Linked DNA regions of Homo sapiens: region 2 is linked to region 1. Evidence: chromatin loops called from intact Hi-C (ENCODE). Cell type or tissue: endothelial cell of umbilical vein. All regions are shown on one strand.

Region 1 (8,000 bases):
TTTTAAGAAAACTCACATACAAATATCTGAACTTGAAATAGCAAGAAATTAAGAAATTTGGGGAAGATTATTTTGTTTCCTTTATGAACACATTATATCTTCAATAACTTCCAATAGAATTCCTTTAAATAGTGAAATTCCCCAGTGTATTAAAAATATTATTTTCTATTCTGATAAATATTTCACAGTACATTTATTTCATACAGAATGGAACACTGATACTTGGCTTTGTCTTCAAGAGCCCAAGCAAAGCTGCTGAAGCAGGCCGCAGTTATGGGTAATCAAGTGAGATTCTAAGTCCCCAGACGATAATTGTGCACTTTTTTCTGGTGTGTCCTAACTATAAATTGGAAACAGTTGGACTAAAACTTACAGCAACAACTCCAATAGAATCAGATTTCTCCTTAAACTTGGAGAAGCTGGAACTGTTTCTGCTTTAAAGTCCAAACTAGGAAGGTCATGTTCCAAAGCAGCCTTAAATTGCTAAGAAACCAAGAATCACCTTCAGACTGTTTCTAAAAGAAATGTTAATCAGAATAAATTTCCTTCTGAAAATGAACTGGTAATAGTAACACTAGTCAAACTTTAAAATAGTTGTAAAAGGAGCAGATTGTGGTTTCATTGGACCTAAACTGAAAGGCCTGTTTGCAGTTCCCAAGGAAATGGCATGAGTGCAGACTTAACAAATTAACTATAGGCAACAACCAAAAAAATATCAAATAATGTTTCATGTAAATCCAAGGAAAAATTTAGCAAGTGTCTTAAAATTATGGCATTGCTACGAACCAAAATTATTTACATTAAACAAAATTATAATCACAATTCTGAACCAATCTATTTTTTAAAGACCTCAAGACAAACAAATACTTTCAGTTTTTTCCCTTCTACAAACATAGTGAAAAATATGAAAACAAATGTTTTCAATTAAACAGAATCTTCGAATCAACATTAATTTCTTTTCTTTTTTTATTTTTTGAGATGGAGTCTCGCTCTGTCACCCAGGCTGGAGTGCAATGACGCGATCTCGGCTCACTGCAACCTCCACCACCCAAGTTCAAGCCAGTTCTCTGCCTCAGCCTCCCAAGTAGCTGGGATTACAGGCGCCCGCCACCACGCCCAGCTAATTTTTGTATTTTTAGCAGAAACAGGGTTTCACCATCTTGGCCTGGCTGGTCTTGAACTCCTGGCTGCATGATCCACCTGCCTTGGCCTCCCAAAGTGCTGGCATTACAAGGCGTGAGCCACCGCACCCAGCCCCATTAATTTATTTTCAAATGCATATTGGCATATATGTCAGTAAAATAATATAGCAATCTGTTTTCATATTGAACAAAATGAGCAGCTATTCAAAACTATAACAGGCTAAAATTTTTCATAAATTTATGCTTATTTGATACCAAAGTTAAATAAAATATGCATCTCCTAGTAATGGAGCAAAAACAACATTTTGTAAGCTTTTCCAAACTACTATTCTCTTTTTCTTTTCTTTTTTTTTTTTTGAGATGGAATTTCACTCTTGTTGCCCAGGCTGGAGTGCAATGGCACGGTCTCGGCTCACTGCAACCTCCACCTCCGGGTTCAAACAATTCTCCTGTGTCAGCCTCCCAAGTAGCTGGGATTACAGGCACCTGGTACCACACCTGGCTAATTTTGTATTTTCAGTAGAGACAGGGTTTCACCATGTTGGCCAGGCTGGTCTCGAACTCCCGACCTCAGGTGATCCACCTGCCTCAGCCTCCCAAAGTGCTGGGATTACAGGCAGCCACTGCATCTGGCCAGAAGCTACTATTTTCTGATTAGCTGAAGACTTATAGAGTATCCTGACCCCCAAGAAAGAGAAACATTTAATTTCAAATACTCCAGCTTACATCCTCTCAAAGATTTTGAACTTAATCTGTGGTATGAATAATAGAAATTGGGAGAGTCAACACATAATGGAATCTTGCTAGCCCATAGAATGGTATTAGAAAAATAAAATATTGGAACAAAAGTAACATGAGAGAATTATATTATATAGATTAAGAAACCAAGGCCCAAGGAGGTTAAGTGATCAAATTGTAAATACATCCCAATCACCTAACTGTCTGTACCTGCTGAAGTCTCAACAGTGAAGATGAAATATTACAGACAAGTAAAGGGATCTTGGACAATATAAAAGAAAACACAAATCACCTAAATGAAGTAGAGAACAATGGTCTTCCAACTGGTTTTATGCAAAGACTTTACAAGGGACAACAGGCATGGATAGTTTTAAAGAAACCAGTGTTGGCCGGATGCGGTGGCTCACGCCTGTAATCCCAGCACTTTGGGAGGTCGAGGCGAGTGGATCACCTGAGAGTCAGGAGTTCGAGACCAGCCTGGCCAAGATGGTGAAATCCCTTCTCTACTAAAAATACAAAAATTAGCCGGCCATGGTGGCTCGTGCCTGTAATCTCAGCTACTTGGGAGGCTGGGACAGGAGAATCGCTTGAACCCGGGAGGCGGAGGTTGCAGTGAGCCGAGATTGCATCATTGCACTCCAGGCTGGGCAACAAGAGCAAAACTCCAACTCAAAAAGAAAAGGCAAAAAAAAAAATGAACCAATGTCCAGTTGCTCACTTCCACATGTTCTCCTATCTAAACATGATTTGCCTGAGTGTGTACCATTGGTCAAGACTTCATGCTGGCTTCTCTTATCCACCTCCCCTTCATAAAAGCTTTTCACTTTAGAAATATAATTCTTGGTCCCCACTCCAGACCTCCTGAATTCAGAAATTCTAAGTGTGGGGCCCAACAATCTCTGCAACTTGTGTTTTAACAAAATCTCCACAGGATTCTTAAAAATGCTAAAGCTTGAAAACCACTGAGCTAAGTTATGTTGCAGTAACAAAATGTCAATGCCTTTTAACAAAAAAAGTTTATTTTCTGCTCACGCTACATGTCAAACAAGAGTTAGCTATGGCTCAACTACGTGAAATCTTCATTTTGTACCTTAGGGTAACAGAGAAACTTTATCTGCAAATGCTGATTGTCACAGCAGAGAAAAAGAACAAACATAGGAAACTGTGTTCTGACTTAAAGATTTTGCTCATAAGTATACATAAATCATTTCCACTCATATTTCTTTAGCCAAAACATGTCGTAACTCCAGGCATGATGTCAATAGGGAAGGGAAGTATAAAGTTTCTCCAGGGAGGGGCAGCAAAGGTTTTTGAACAATAACACAGTCTACCATACACGCCAAGTATATAATTGTTGAAGATCAACTGTATTTGTTTATATTTAAGAAAATTCAAAGCACAATTTCTTTTTCTTCATAAAATACTATCAATAGTCTTTTTCACAATAACTTTTTTCACTTTAAGTGTGATAATATTTAAAATCTTTCTGGTACTGGTTTCAGAAATAGGATAGTCTACAACACATCAATTAGTATTTTACACTATATGTGAATACATAAACGTGTTTGTCTGCATGTGTCCCCAGTGCCTAGTACAGTGCATAGTACATGAGTAACTCAAGAAATATATGTTGAAAGAAATTTTTGTCCATGTAATCACTGAAAAAAACTGCATTTTTATATTAACTATTTCTATTTGGGTGCCAAGTTTCTTGTAGTTGTTTCTTTGACAGCAATTGTAGGGTTTTTTGTTTTGTTTTGATTTTCCATTTCTAAAGAAATTTGTTTATTTTACATCAAGTACCTCTATACTCATTAACAACTCCCAGAGATCATCCTTAATATAAAGTTCCATTAGTTTCTTTATATTGATAATGTGCTATGAATTTACATTTAGACATAAACATACATACTCTAAATAGGGGCTTCCAGTCTTTTCTTAATTAGGAGCTATTTCTTAATACCACAAATGAAATGGAACAGTGATTATAGTATGAATTTATCAAATCCAAAAGGCAGGAAGGCGGATACGGCTGATAGGCATGTTCATCACGCTACCAGGAACTGAAATCCAGCAAAAGAGGTGAGACCATAAAGTCTATAGGTTGGAGTGTTGTTCACCTTTACATCATTTATTCACTCCTTCACACAGTTAAGTATTTCATAAGTATTTATAAAGAGTTGACAATGTGCCAGGCAGGTTGCAAGTGCTGAGGACAGCCATTGCCGATGGCTTCAGGAATTCACAATCCAGAAGGTATAGGTACAATCAAATAATGATATTACATTATAGAAAGTACTTTAATATAAAGTACACAGTGCTTTAGGAGCACAAAGCAAGTGTGTCTGACATTGATTTTGGTGTCATGAAGGCTGTTCAGAAAAAGACATTTAAGGTGCTATAAAAAAGAAGTAGAGGAAGAAAGCAGGGAGGAAAAATACATATAAGACTTAGAAAAAAGAAAACACTGGATATTCTGAGAACTGAGAGGTTTAATATGACTGTAACACAGAGACATGGAAACCAAATGGAGAAAGACTGGCACATGTCACACCATGCCAAAAACGAATTTGAACTTTACTTCTAAAGCAAAAGGTCCTGCTACTCAGAGGAATGACATAACCAGACCTATGTTTAACAAAGATACTCCAGGTTTGATGTTCATGACCTATTACCAAATCTCACTCCATTGTTTATTTTTAAATTATAATCTCATTTGGTACTATTTGTTTAAACTTTTTAAATGACAGCCTACACGCTGAATTTTTGAAAGCAACTGATATTAATGCCATCTAAACATATACTTTGTTCTTTATTTTAAAAGATTAAACCACACATTAACTTTAAGACATATTTTAATAACTTTTTGATAGATTAACAAATTAGTTTAAAAATAATAACCTTCAAAATTACAACTAAGTAAAGATGCCTACATAAAATATCAAACTTAATTAAACTATAAAATTCAGGTAATTAATACTAGTTGTTTTAACAAACTAATCACAAAATCTTGATGCCTCCACATAATAAAGGTCTGCTTATTTATCACTATTCACTCAGGCATTCATCCAGGCTGTCTCTGACACAAAGAGTAACCTCATTTCAGTCAGCTATAATGTCGTTCTAGATATTGTTCTGTGTGTATGTGAATAATAAAGTCACATCATTAATGTATTGTGGGGACAGGGAAGAATGATGAAAGCCAAGACTATACCAATAAGTTACATGAGGTGGAGTAAGCAATATACTTTTTTGTAATTACCACTATGTCCACAGATCTATGAAGCAAATATTATTCATTTACACAATCATATATCTGTTCAACAAGCAATTATTAAGCACTGAGGCAGTAGAGTTAAAAGCGAGGGCTATAGATTCAGAGAAGCAAGTTGTTTACATTCTGAGCCTGTTTCTCCACCTGTAAAATGCAAATAATAGGACCTACATCATGTGATTATTGTACTAAGCACTCAAGAAATGTTATTTATTATTACTACTGCTGCTGCTATTACTAAAACAAACACAACTACAAAGATGAGGGTATAGCAGTTGCTGTCTTACACACTGAGACTACAAGAAAAATTTAACAGTTCCTACCCATAGCAAGCTCATAGGCTTAAACTCTAAGGTGAAACAGTGAGCCACAGACAGAAAAAAAGAAGTAGACACACCATCTCCCCTGAAATTAACACCATGATCTAAAAGATGTATCACTACAGGCCTTCCTCCAAAGATACAAACTGATATAATCATACTAGTACACAATCATTTACTAATTGAGGATAATGGTACATGTGATATAAATTGCCAAATGAAAAAAAAATGACCTGAACTAGAAATGAGTCCATCAACATGTGAATGCATAAACAAATTGTGGCATATCCATATAATAAAATACTGCTCAGCTATAAAGAAGAACAAACTACTAATACACTCAACAAAATAGATGAATTTCAAAAAAAAAAAAATGCTGAGAAGCAGCCAGACACAAAGGTGCATACTGTATGATTCCACTGGTGTGAAATTCTAGAAAAAAGTTTCATAATCTAAAGTGACAGAGAGCAGATCCATCTGTTCCTGCTATCAGGGATGAGAGGAGAGATAGAAACCGACTACAAAAAAATGCACAAAAGAAATTTTAAAGAATGATGAAAATATTCTGAATTTGACCTTGGGGGTGGTTACATTTGTCAAAACTCATAGAACTCATAGAGTATACTCTTCAAATGTGTATATTTTTATTGTATATAAATTATAACTCAAAGTTAATTTTCAAAGAATGAAAATTATGTGGTTCATGCCTGTAATCCCAGCACTCTGGGAGACCGAATCGGGCAGATCACTTGAGGTCAGGAGTTCGAGACCAGCCTGGGCAATGTGGCAATGTGGTGAAACCTTGTCTCTACTAAAAATACAAAAATTATCTGGGCGTGGTGGCAGGCACCTGTAATCCCAGCTAATAGGGAGGTTGAGGCAGGAGAATCACTTGAACCCGGGAGATGGAGGTTGCAGTGAGCAAAAATCGTGCAGCCTGGGTGACAGAGTGAGACTCTGTCTCAAAAAAAAAAAAAGAACGAAAATTTGCCTGAATCAGTAACAGAACTAGAGGTAAAAAATTATATATTTTAGAGATTACAAATGTATATGTGTTATGAAACACATTACACTTTATGAAATTCAAAGAATAAAGAAATTGCTCAAAACTAAAGAATCAAAGATGGTTTTAGGGAAAAGATATCATTTGTGCAGACTGAATTTTTTAGTATAGAGGTAACAGTAAGGATGCAAAGGCTAGCAAAGGATACAAGGTAAAAGCCTGAGGAACATCACCATAGCTTGAGTTGAGTGAAGAGAATTCTATACAGGTAGAGCAAGGCTAGACAATGGAAGGACTTGGTCCAAGAATTTAGACTGTCCTGAAGGCAATAGGAAATCACAGAGGATTTCTGAACAGAATGACATAATCATAGCTATGCATTACAAGGGAAAAATAGATAAAATGTTTTAAATCATCTATAGATCTATTAGAAAGTGACTGACTCCAGAGTATCATTAAGAAGCAAGTTTAGGTCACAGGGTAGACAATTAAAGTCTTTCTAATTTATAAAAGTAACATTTTATGTTAAGAGTTGGCCGGGCATGGTGGCTCACGCCTGTAATCACAACACTTTGGCAGGCTGAGGAGGGCAGATCACCTAAGGTTAGGAGTTCGAGACCAGCCTGGCCAATATGGTGAAACCCTGTCTCTATTAAAAATACAAAAATTAGCCAGGCGTGGTGGTGGGCGCCTGTAATCCCAATTACTAGGGAGGCTGAGGCAGGAGAATTGATTGAACCCAGGAAGTGGAAGTTGTAGTAAGCCAAGATTGTGCCACTGAACTCCAGCATGGGGGACAAAAGCAAAACTCTGTCTCAAAAAAAAACAAAAAACAAAAACAGAGTTGTTTACTACTGCTTATTCTCAGAGTACAGCAAATGTGATCCAATACGGCAGTTTCACGTTTTTAAAAATCTTGTTTTTGGGCCAGGCACAGTGGCTCACACCTGTAATCTCAGCACTTTGGGAGGCCAAGGCAGGTGGATCACTTAAGGCCAAGAATTCAAGACCAGCCTGGCTAACATGGTGAAACCTCATCTCTACAAAAATACAAAAATTAGCCAGGCATGGTGGCACAAATCTGTAATCCCAGCTACTCAGGTGGCTGAGGAACAAGAATCGCTTGAACCCGGGAGGTGCAGGTTGTAGTGAGCTGAGATCACACCACTGCACTCCAGCCTGGGCAACAAAGCGAGACTCGGTCTCAAAAAAATCTTGTTTTTACATAATGTTAGCAATACTTCTGGGTAAGAAATGTTGGGTAAAAAATACATATATTGAAACCTTCAAAATTTTATTAATCCTAAAAATTCATAATATAAATTCTGCAGTTTTATTCTCCTACTCCAAAGTTCCATAAATATTAAATTATTTTTTAAAAAAAAGCCAGGTAAAGTGGCTCACGCCTGTAATCCCAGCACTTTGGGAGGCCGAGGCAGGCGGACCAACTGAGGTCAAGAGTTCAAGACCAGCCTGGCCAACATGGTGAAACCCTGTCACTACTAAAAATACAAAAATTAGCC
Region 2 (8,000 bases), 330 kb after region 1:
TGTTCATCTTTGCGTTAACTCATCACCACCAATAAATAAGGATGTCTGATGTACCATTTAATGCTTGCTAAACTTATGGGTAGGAAAAATTTTGAGCTTCTATTTCTTGACATGCAAGAGCTCTGTGGTGACAATTCTTCTCTGCTAGCTAGTGGTGCAATGGACTAAGAAGGGAGTTTGGCTCTGCCACTTAATAGGTATTAATCTCTTGGGAACTTTGATTCCTCAGCTCGAAGTAAGATCAGTGTTCCCTTCCACCTTACTCAGCAGGCGCACTTTTGTTTTATAACTAGTTTGGGTGCAGGGGGAGATGTAACACCCTATTTATAAATGGATGGAATGTGGCATGGCATCTTCTTGCTTTGCTTTTGTTGTTCCACAGTAAATTCCCAATACTTATGGGGTTTTAGTCCCAGTGAATTATTTCCCTCAAAAACCAGGCAGATAATAATGAACCACTTTCTTGCACTTTCCATCAAGACAGCTCTTTGTGAGTTCTAAATGTTCTATCTAGATTCAAAGAAGCTGGTTTCTTCATGAGTGGTTGGAATAAGACTTTTCTTGGAAGCTACTGAATATGGATTAGTTGGATTGTTTCATAGGAAATAAAAAGCAGGCTCTAGGGTAACTACTTCAGCACTTAATTGGGTTAGCAAAGAGCCGCAAATGAGAGATTTTCCCGTAGGAGGGAAAGGATGTTTATAGCTTCCACCCCCTTAGGTGATGCATTTTAACCTAAACATTACTCTTCCAATGCAGCCTTTAATTTAGTAAGCATTACAAGAATCTATTAGAGCAGAAAACGTCAGGTTGAAAAATTAACACATCACCGGAGTTAATAAGAACCCAGCCTCTTATTAGATACAAATGGAGAGCCCTCCAACTGCCCAACAGACTGTTGAAGTCATGTTTGTTGCAGCTCCAAAGTAGTTGAATCTTTACTGCTCAGAGGCTGGACCAAGGAAACTGCCCAGGCACTCAAGCCAGAGTTAGCAGGGGCCCATGGCCTACACTTTATTCAGGTGTCCCTATCTTTTCCTCTCAGAAATGCTGTGCATGTCACAGGGTGGATATCCCTCTGCCTGGGACTCCCTCGGGAAGTGTTTTCTGTAACAAAGACAAACATGCCATGCCTGTCACCAGGGGCAGATTGTGGACTGTGTAAACCACTCCAGGAGAGGGAGGCTGAGGGGCTCCAGGCCATTCAGATTTAGCTCTAAGTTATGGTCTTTGTTGTCTTTCCACATTCAGACTGAAATGTGATTCCCCTAGCTTTCTTTTTTGGAAAATACTGGTGATGAGTTCCACGACTAGAAAGAAAAGCTGTTGACAGAAAAAGCTTCTGATAGGGAAGGGGCTTCTTCATGTGTTCTCAAAGGAGACAATTGCTTCAAGCAAGCTGAGGCAGGATGCCAGGTCTAGGAATAAGAGGTCCAGATCACAAAATGGTCATCTTTAACTATGGATTAGGCTGGGCGTGAAGCAGTTTCCTCTGCAAGAGCAGTACCATGCACACAGAGTTTAGGGCCAGGCAGACATGCATGAGTTCTTCTCTACGACTTACTGTGTAATCTTGGGCAAACTGCTTGGCCTCTCAGAGCATCAGTTTCTGCAAGTTGTGAGAAATAAATAAAATTAAGAATGTAAGGCATGTAACACAGTGTCTGAAAGTAAGAGTTCTATATGAGTGGTTTGTTATTGATTTGAAAACAGTATTCCTTCACCCAGAACAAATGATGTTCCTTGTGTGCCAGGCCCTGTATGAGGGACAGGTCCTCCTCCTTGACCTCAGGGAGTTCACTGTTTAATAAACCATGTAACCATATCTTCAGCACAAAGCACACCCCACCACCACCACTCTTCCCTAGAAGAAGGGCCAATTGCATACTAACTACACTTTGTTGAGTAGCTACGAGTCTTGCAGGTCATCCCCCTTTGAGTAGCCCTCCAGACTCAGCCACTTCTACCTTCAATTCACCCACAATTCTCTATCTGTGCACTTAGCAAACTAAGTTATTGTTGTTTGTTAATCCTTTGTCTCCTCCTGTGAGATCCTAAAGGATGAGGATTATCTATTCATTTGATCTGTTCATCTGATTATATATTCATCTCTGTAACCCAAATGATTAATAGATCATTTGATCTCTACATCTGATCGTTTATTCATCTCTGTAGGCCAAGGGTTTTATGCATTACTCAGCACAGGCACACAGAGATTCAATCCTATTGCTGAGTACATTGATTTCCAGCTGGGAATTTTTTCTGGGAAAATAGCCCTGCCTTCCATCTTTGAAGAGCCTCTTCTGGGCCCTGGTTTGGTTGGTCTTGTCATTTTCTATTACTGTGGTTCTAGCCTCAGTTTCCTAATCTCTATAAGGAGCTAACGGAACCTCCTTCACTGGGAGTTTATGATGATGACTGGAGACAATGCAGCTTCTCCGTGTCCAACACAGTTCTAGGCACAGAGCCAAATACCAAAAAAAAGTTGATTCCATTTTTGCCCTCAGTCAAGTCTCGTTGCCAATATAAGAAGACTAAAAATACAAGACAGAATATGAGTGTCACATGAGTGGCACAGACATTCTTCCAACTTGCATCTAGCCTCTGCCATATGCCACAGAATTGGCTGAAATGGGAGGATAAAAACATGCATAAAACAGTGGCAAGTGTTGGACAAAAAGATCTCAGGAAGAGGGTGAAAAGCCTTTTACCCAGATCCTCATTCCGGGGCTGCTGGAGCTGTCTTTAGCACCAGGCTGGAAAGCAGGAGGCTGTCCCATAATTGATCTCCCCTAGCTGTTTTGGAAACACATACACACACACACACACACACACACACACACACACACACCCCAATCACCAAGTTCTTCAGCATTTATTATGTGTCAGACACTGCTAAATGATTTACAGGTATTATCTCACTGAACTCTTAGAACAACTGTGTGAGGTGGATATGAACTTCCCCACTTTACAGCCGGCCACTTTGAGGCTCAGAGAGGCACCATAGCTTCAACACAGTCAAGCAACAAGTAAACGGTGGAGGAATCCACCTGCTGGGAGTTTACTGGCCGACTGGAAAGCAGAGAGAGGGTGGACCAGCACAAAGCCGCGGGGGGCTGGTAATGAGACAGGAAAGTTGGGTTCAAACCTGGGTCACATGATCCCCAGATCCCTAGGAGCCGAAGCAGAAGCAAAGAAAAAAAGGGGTGCAGCCTGGTGGGGAGGGGGTGCCCGGGAGGCCGGGAGAGAGGAGTCACGGTGGTTGTGCGCCTTCCTCGTCCCCAGTGCACAGGTCAAGCCTCTCCCCTCCCGCCCTCTCACCCTCCCAACCTTATTTAGAAACCGTGTCCCCGAGACAGGAAGGGCGGCGGGCCGAGAAGCACGGAGAGTCCCGGTCTCATTTCCTTTCGAATCCCCCTGTGGAATTTCATTTCATACGGTGAGGAAATCAGAGCGCGAGACCGTCGGCGGGTCTGCAGCTCCGCAGCTCTGGGGCGCCTCCCCGCTGGCGGCTGGAGGTGGGCGGCTCCCTGCGCAGGTCGGGCGAGTCTGGGGGCGGGGAGAGGCCGGGCCCCGATCGCCGCTGGTCCGGAGTGAAAATAGCTGTGGACTCACGCAGTACCAGGCACCATGCTAAGCCTTCTACACTTTATCTCTAATCCTCCCAAGTGACTTTACAGAGGAGACTGACGCCGAGGGGTTGAGCAATTTGCTCAAGGTCACACAACCGGGACTGAAAGCCACAATCGGTGTAAATCCAAATCCCCAATTCTTTGTGTACGTTTCTCTGCCTGACGGGGAGGTGGCCACCGGCCTAGGTTACAGCTGAAAGGAGACAGGAAGGAAAGGGGGCAGATGGAACAGGGCGCACTTCTCACCTGCAGAAGGGGGCAGGACGGCGTGGCTGGAGCCACTGGGCTGCGTCCCTGCTTGGCCCCTGCGCGCCTAGATCCGGGTGGGAGGAAAGCAAGAGCCGGGAGGCGGGCGGGGCGGGGCGCTAGGGGAGGGAGGGAGGGAGGGGCGGCCGGAGGAGGGGGCCGGAGGGCGGGGGCCTGACTCCTCCTGCGGGAGAGCGGCCCCGCCCCGCCGCCTCGCCCCTAGCTGCCCACCGCGCCCGGCCATTGGAGAGGCCCGCTGTCCGTCCCGCCCCGCCGCCGCGCCGCGAGCCTCCAGCGCCGCGCAGGGCTCCGGCGGTGAGAGCTGCGCAGCGCTGGCTGCTGGCTGGCCTCGCGGAGACGCCGAACGGACGCGGCCGGCGCCGGCTTGTGGGCTCGCCGCCTGCAGCCATGACCCTCGCAGCCTGTCCCTCGGCCTCGGCCCGGGACGTCTAAAATCCCACACAGTCGCGCGCAGCTGCTGGAGAGCCGGCCGCTGCCCCCTCGTCGCCGCATCACACTCCCGTCCCGGGAGCTGGGAGCAGCGCGGGCAGCCGGCGCCCCCGTGCAAACTGGGGGTGTCTGCCAGAGCAGCCCCAGCCGCTGCCGCTGCTACCCCCGATGCTGGCCATGGCCTGGCGGGGCGCAGGGCCGAGCGTCCCGGGGGCGCCCGGGGGCGTCGGTCTCAGTCTGGGGTTGCTCCTGCAGTTGCTGCTGCTCCTGGGGCCGGCGCGGGGCTTCGGGGACGAGGAAGAGCGGCGCTGCGACCCCATCCGCATCTCCATGTGCCAGAACCTCGGCTACAACGTGACCAAGATGCCCAACCTGGTTGGGCACGAGCTGCAGACGGACGCCGAGCTGCAGCTGACAACTTTCACACCGCTCATCCAGTACGGCTGCTCCAGCCAGCTGCAGGTGGGCGCCCCCACCCCCACCCCTGGCGGGACCCCTTGGGGAGGGACGCTCCAAACTAACTTTGCAGAGCCCATGCCAAGTTGATCATCCTAGCCCGAAGGAGACAGCTCTCCTGGAAAAGTGATTTCCATCCCCACCCCCACTTTCTCAGGGACTGGAAGCCAAAACGTTGTGTAAGTCATCTGGCCTGGGAAAGAACCCACTCTTACACCCCGCCCTTCCGTTTTTCTCTCTTGCCCACCCATGTCTGGCCCAGACCCCTAACCCCAGTGGAGCTGAGGGTTATCTCTGCCAAGGATTCTGGCCGCCACTGCTCGGTGGGCGAGTGGGAGGGAGCCAGCTGCAGCTAAGACTTGGAGGGAGTGATAAGGAGACCATCCTTCACCGAACTTCCTTCTCCCCACTATTTTTGGGGTGTTATTAAATGAAACACTACTGCACCTTTTTCTGCTGAATAGCCCCTTCTCACGACGTCCCGCAGCGTTTTAGAGGTCATGCATGAAGGAGTGGTTGGGTTGGCTTGAGTTCTTTCTTATCCTCACAGTTGAAGGCACGTTTAATGCTTGGAGGGTGAGAAGAAGCTGCAGGAAGGTGGTTGGTATATTGGAAGAAATTTTTTTGCAGTCATTAAAAAATGTAAAGCATATCTAATGATAGAGAAAATGTTTATTCCACAGTAATAAGAATTTGCATATACAGGGTGATTATAATCCTGCAAAATAAAAAATTTATTGGGATAATAAAAGACTGACAGGAAAATTTTTAAAGTGTTAACATTGGTTATGTTTGGGTTGGTGAGGCTGGGTGATTTTTAGAAATTTAGAAAAGAGAGAAGTTGTGGGAAAAAGTAGACGTTAGTTGTCCAGGCTTCAGAAATCTGGTTTCTGGCCGGGCGCAGTGGCTCACGCCTGTAATCCCAGCACTTTGGGAGGCCGAGGCAGGTGGCTCACGAGGTTAGGAGTTCGAGACCAGCCTGACCAACATGGCGAAATCCTGTCTCTACTAAAAGTACAAAAATTAGCCGGGCGTGGTGGCGTGCGCCTGTAATCCCAGCTACTCAGGAGGCTGAGGCAGGAGAATCGCTTGAACCCAGGAGGCAGAGGTTGCAGTGAGCGGGGATTGCACCATTGCACTCTAGCCTGGGCCACAGGAGCGAAACTCCGTATCAAAAAAAAAAAGAAAAGAAAAGAAATCTGTGGTTCTGGCTGTAACTTCTGAGAGATAATAAACAGACATACAGCTTACTTACTAGGTGCATGTTTTTACATAGGTCATTTTAAAACTTGGTTTGTGGTTTTGGAAAGATGGTGGGGATTAGACCTGTTGCTGCTAAAATATCCCTTTGGAAGTTTCAGAACTTTAGAACTAGGTTATAAAAGCTTAAGAAATGATCCTCCAGCTCTCAGTTTGGAAACAGCACATATCCTGACATCAGTGGCAATTTGTTGGAGAAACAGCTTTTGCAGGGATATATATTTTTAATTACATGTATCCTGGGGAAAGCGGCCAAGCTGTTTTGAAGGACAAGACTGGATCCCTTTACATGCTGGAAAATAGTTACTTGTAACTCTAGACTTCATAGACAACATCTGTAAGGAGCCAAGCAGACTGTTTATCAATGCTGGAGGAATTGAGGACAGCAACTGGACTCTCCCCTGCTGGTACTGCAGTTTCAGCGACTTAACATTTACATTTTCCTATTGTGCTTCATTATTATTCATTGAGGAAACCTGGCCAAACAAATCCCTAGTGACCAGAGACCTCAATCTGCATCCCATCCTTGAGTCTAACAGTGTCTCATTTGGGCCATTTTTTGTTTCAGTATGGGACTAGTTTAAACAAATTTTTAAGGGATAAATTAGGGAGAAGAGAATACTAACAGGATCTACATTTTTTTTTAACTTTTATTTTTAAAATGATAAAGAAACGGGGATAAAAATAAACCACCTAAATGAGTCATATTAGTTTCTTTAGCTTTTTCAAATAGTTTCTAAAATGGAAGGAGATTGAAAGCCAGTTTTTTAAGATTTATTTCAAGTGTTGTGCAAAGAGGGCTTATGCAATTCTTCAGACCCTATTTATTTTATTTATTTATTTATGTACATTCTTCTGGAAAGGATTACTAAAGCCAAACTAAGAAAAGTATGTAAGTGATGGATTATCAGGCGCCCTTGTTTGAGGTCAGAGTAAACAGACAGACTCCCGATAGGTTGGTTTAAAAGTAGATACCTAGATTGCCTGGAAGCATTCAACTCAGCTTTGTGGGAGCATTTGGTCAAACTTCCAAGTCATTGTTTTTTTTGTGTGTGTTCATTTTGTTACTTTTCCAGTTCTTCCTTTGTTCTGTTTATGTGCCAATGTGCACAGAGAAGATCAACATCCCCATTGGCCCATGCGGCGGCATGTGTCTTTCAGTCAAGAGACGCTGTGAACCCGTCCTGAAGGAATTTGGATTTGCCTGGCCAGAGAGTCTGAACTGCAGCAAATTCCCACCACAGAACGACCACAACCACATGTGCATGGAAGGGCCAGGTGATGAAGAGGTGCCCTTACCTCACAAAACCCCCATCCAGCCTGGGGAAGAGTGTCACTCTGTGGGAACCAATTCTGATCAGTACATCTGGGTGAAAAGGAGCCTGAACTGTGTGCTCAAGTGTGGCTATGATGCTGGCTTATACAGCCGCTCAGCCAAGGAGTTCACTGATATCTGGATGGCTGTGTGGGCCAGCCTGTGTTTCATCTCCACTGCCTTCACAGTACTGACCTTCCTGATCGATTCTTCTAGGTTTTCCTACCCTGAGCGCCCCATCATATTTCTCAGTATGTGCTATAATATTTATAGCATTGCTTATATTGTCAGGCTGACTGTAGGCCGGGAAAGGATATCCTGTGATTTTGAAGAGGCAGCAGAACCTGTTCTCATCCAAGAAGGACTTAAGAACACAGGATGTGCAATAATTTTCTTGCTGATGTACTTTTTTGGAATGGCCAGCTCCATTTGGTGGGTTATTCTGACACTCACTTGGTTTTTGGCAGCAGGACTCAAATGGGGTCATGAAGCCATTGAAATGCACAGCTCTTATTTCCACATTGCAGCCTGGGCCATCCCCGCAGTGAAAACCATTGTCATCTTGATTATGAGACTGGTGGATGCAGATGAACTGACTGGCTTGTGCTATGTTGGAAACCAAAATCTCGATGCCCTCACCG

What was found. Peaks named below come from ENCODE experiments on the same cell type or tissue, not always from the same donor. Only the 100,000 strongest peaks of a DNase experiment are listed, where the experiment ranks them.
Region 2: it touches region 1 in a loop (3-fold over the local background); 34 of 110 quality-filtered maps call a loop at or near these places.

The regions. Positions count from the first base shown.
Region 1 is chr11:87,276,833-87,284,832 of GRCh38, reverse strand. All of the region lies in intron 6 of TMEM135 (transmembrane protein 135), which reads right to left. Among named protein-coding and RNA genes, the nearest start is that of TMEM135, 240 kb to the right of the region's middle. In endothelial cell of umbilical vein, a CTCF peak has its summit at 3,156; a DNase peak (open chromatin) is centred at 3,132.
Region 2 is chr11:86,951,591-86,959,590 of GRCh38, reverse strand. FZD4 (frizzled class receptor 4) reads left to right here and starts at 4,196. Exons shown (of 2, transcript NM_012193.4): 1 at 4,196-4,790; 2 at 7,121-8,000. The coding sequence starts at 4,506. FZD4-DT (FZD4 divergent transcript) reads right to left here and starts at 3,970. Exons shown (of 3, transcript NR_038905.1): 1 at 3,879-3,970; 2 at 1,565-1,609. It also overlaps a transcript of PRSS23 not described here. RefSeq lists silencers at 3,469-3,618, 3,969-4,338, 4,469-4,518. In endothelial cell of umbilical vein, no CTCF peak of the experiment used is centred here; DNase peaks (open chromatin) are centred at 3,540, 4,120, 6,420, 7,100 and 3 weaker places; H3K4me3 peaks cover 4,383 bases; H3K27ac peaks cover 4,740 bases.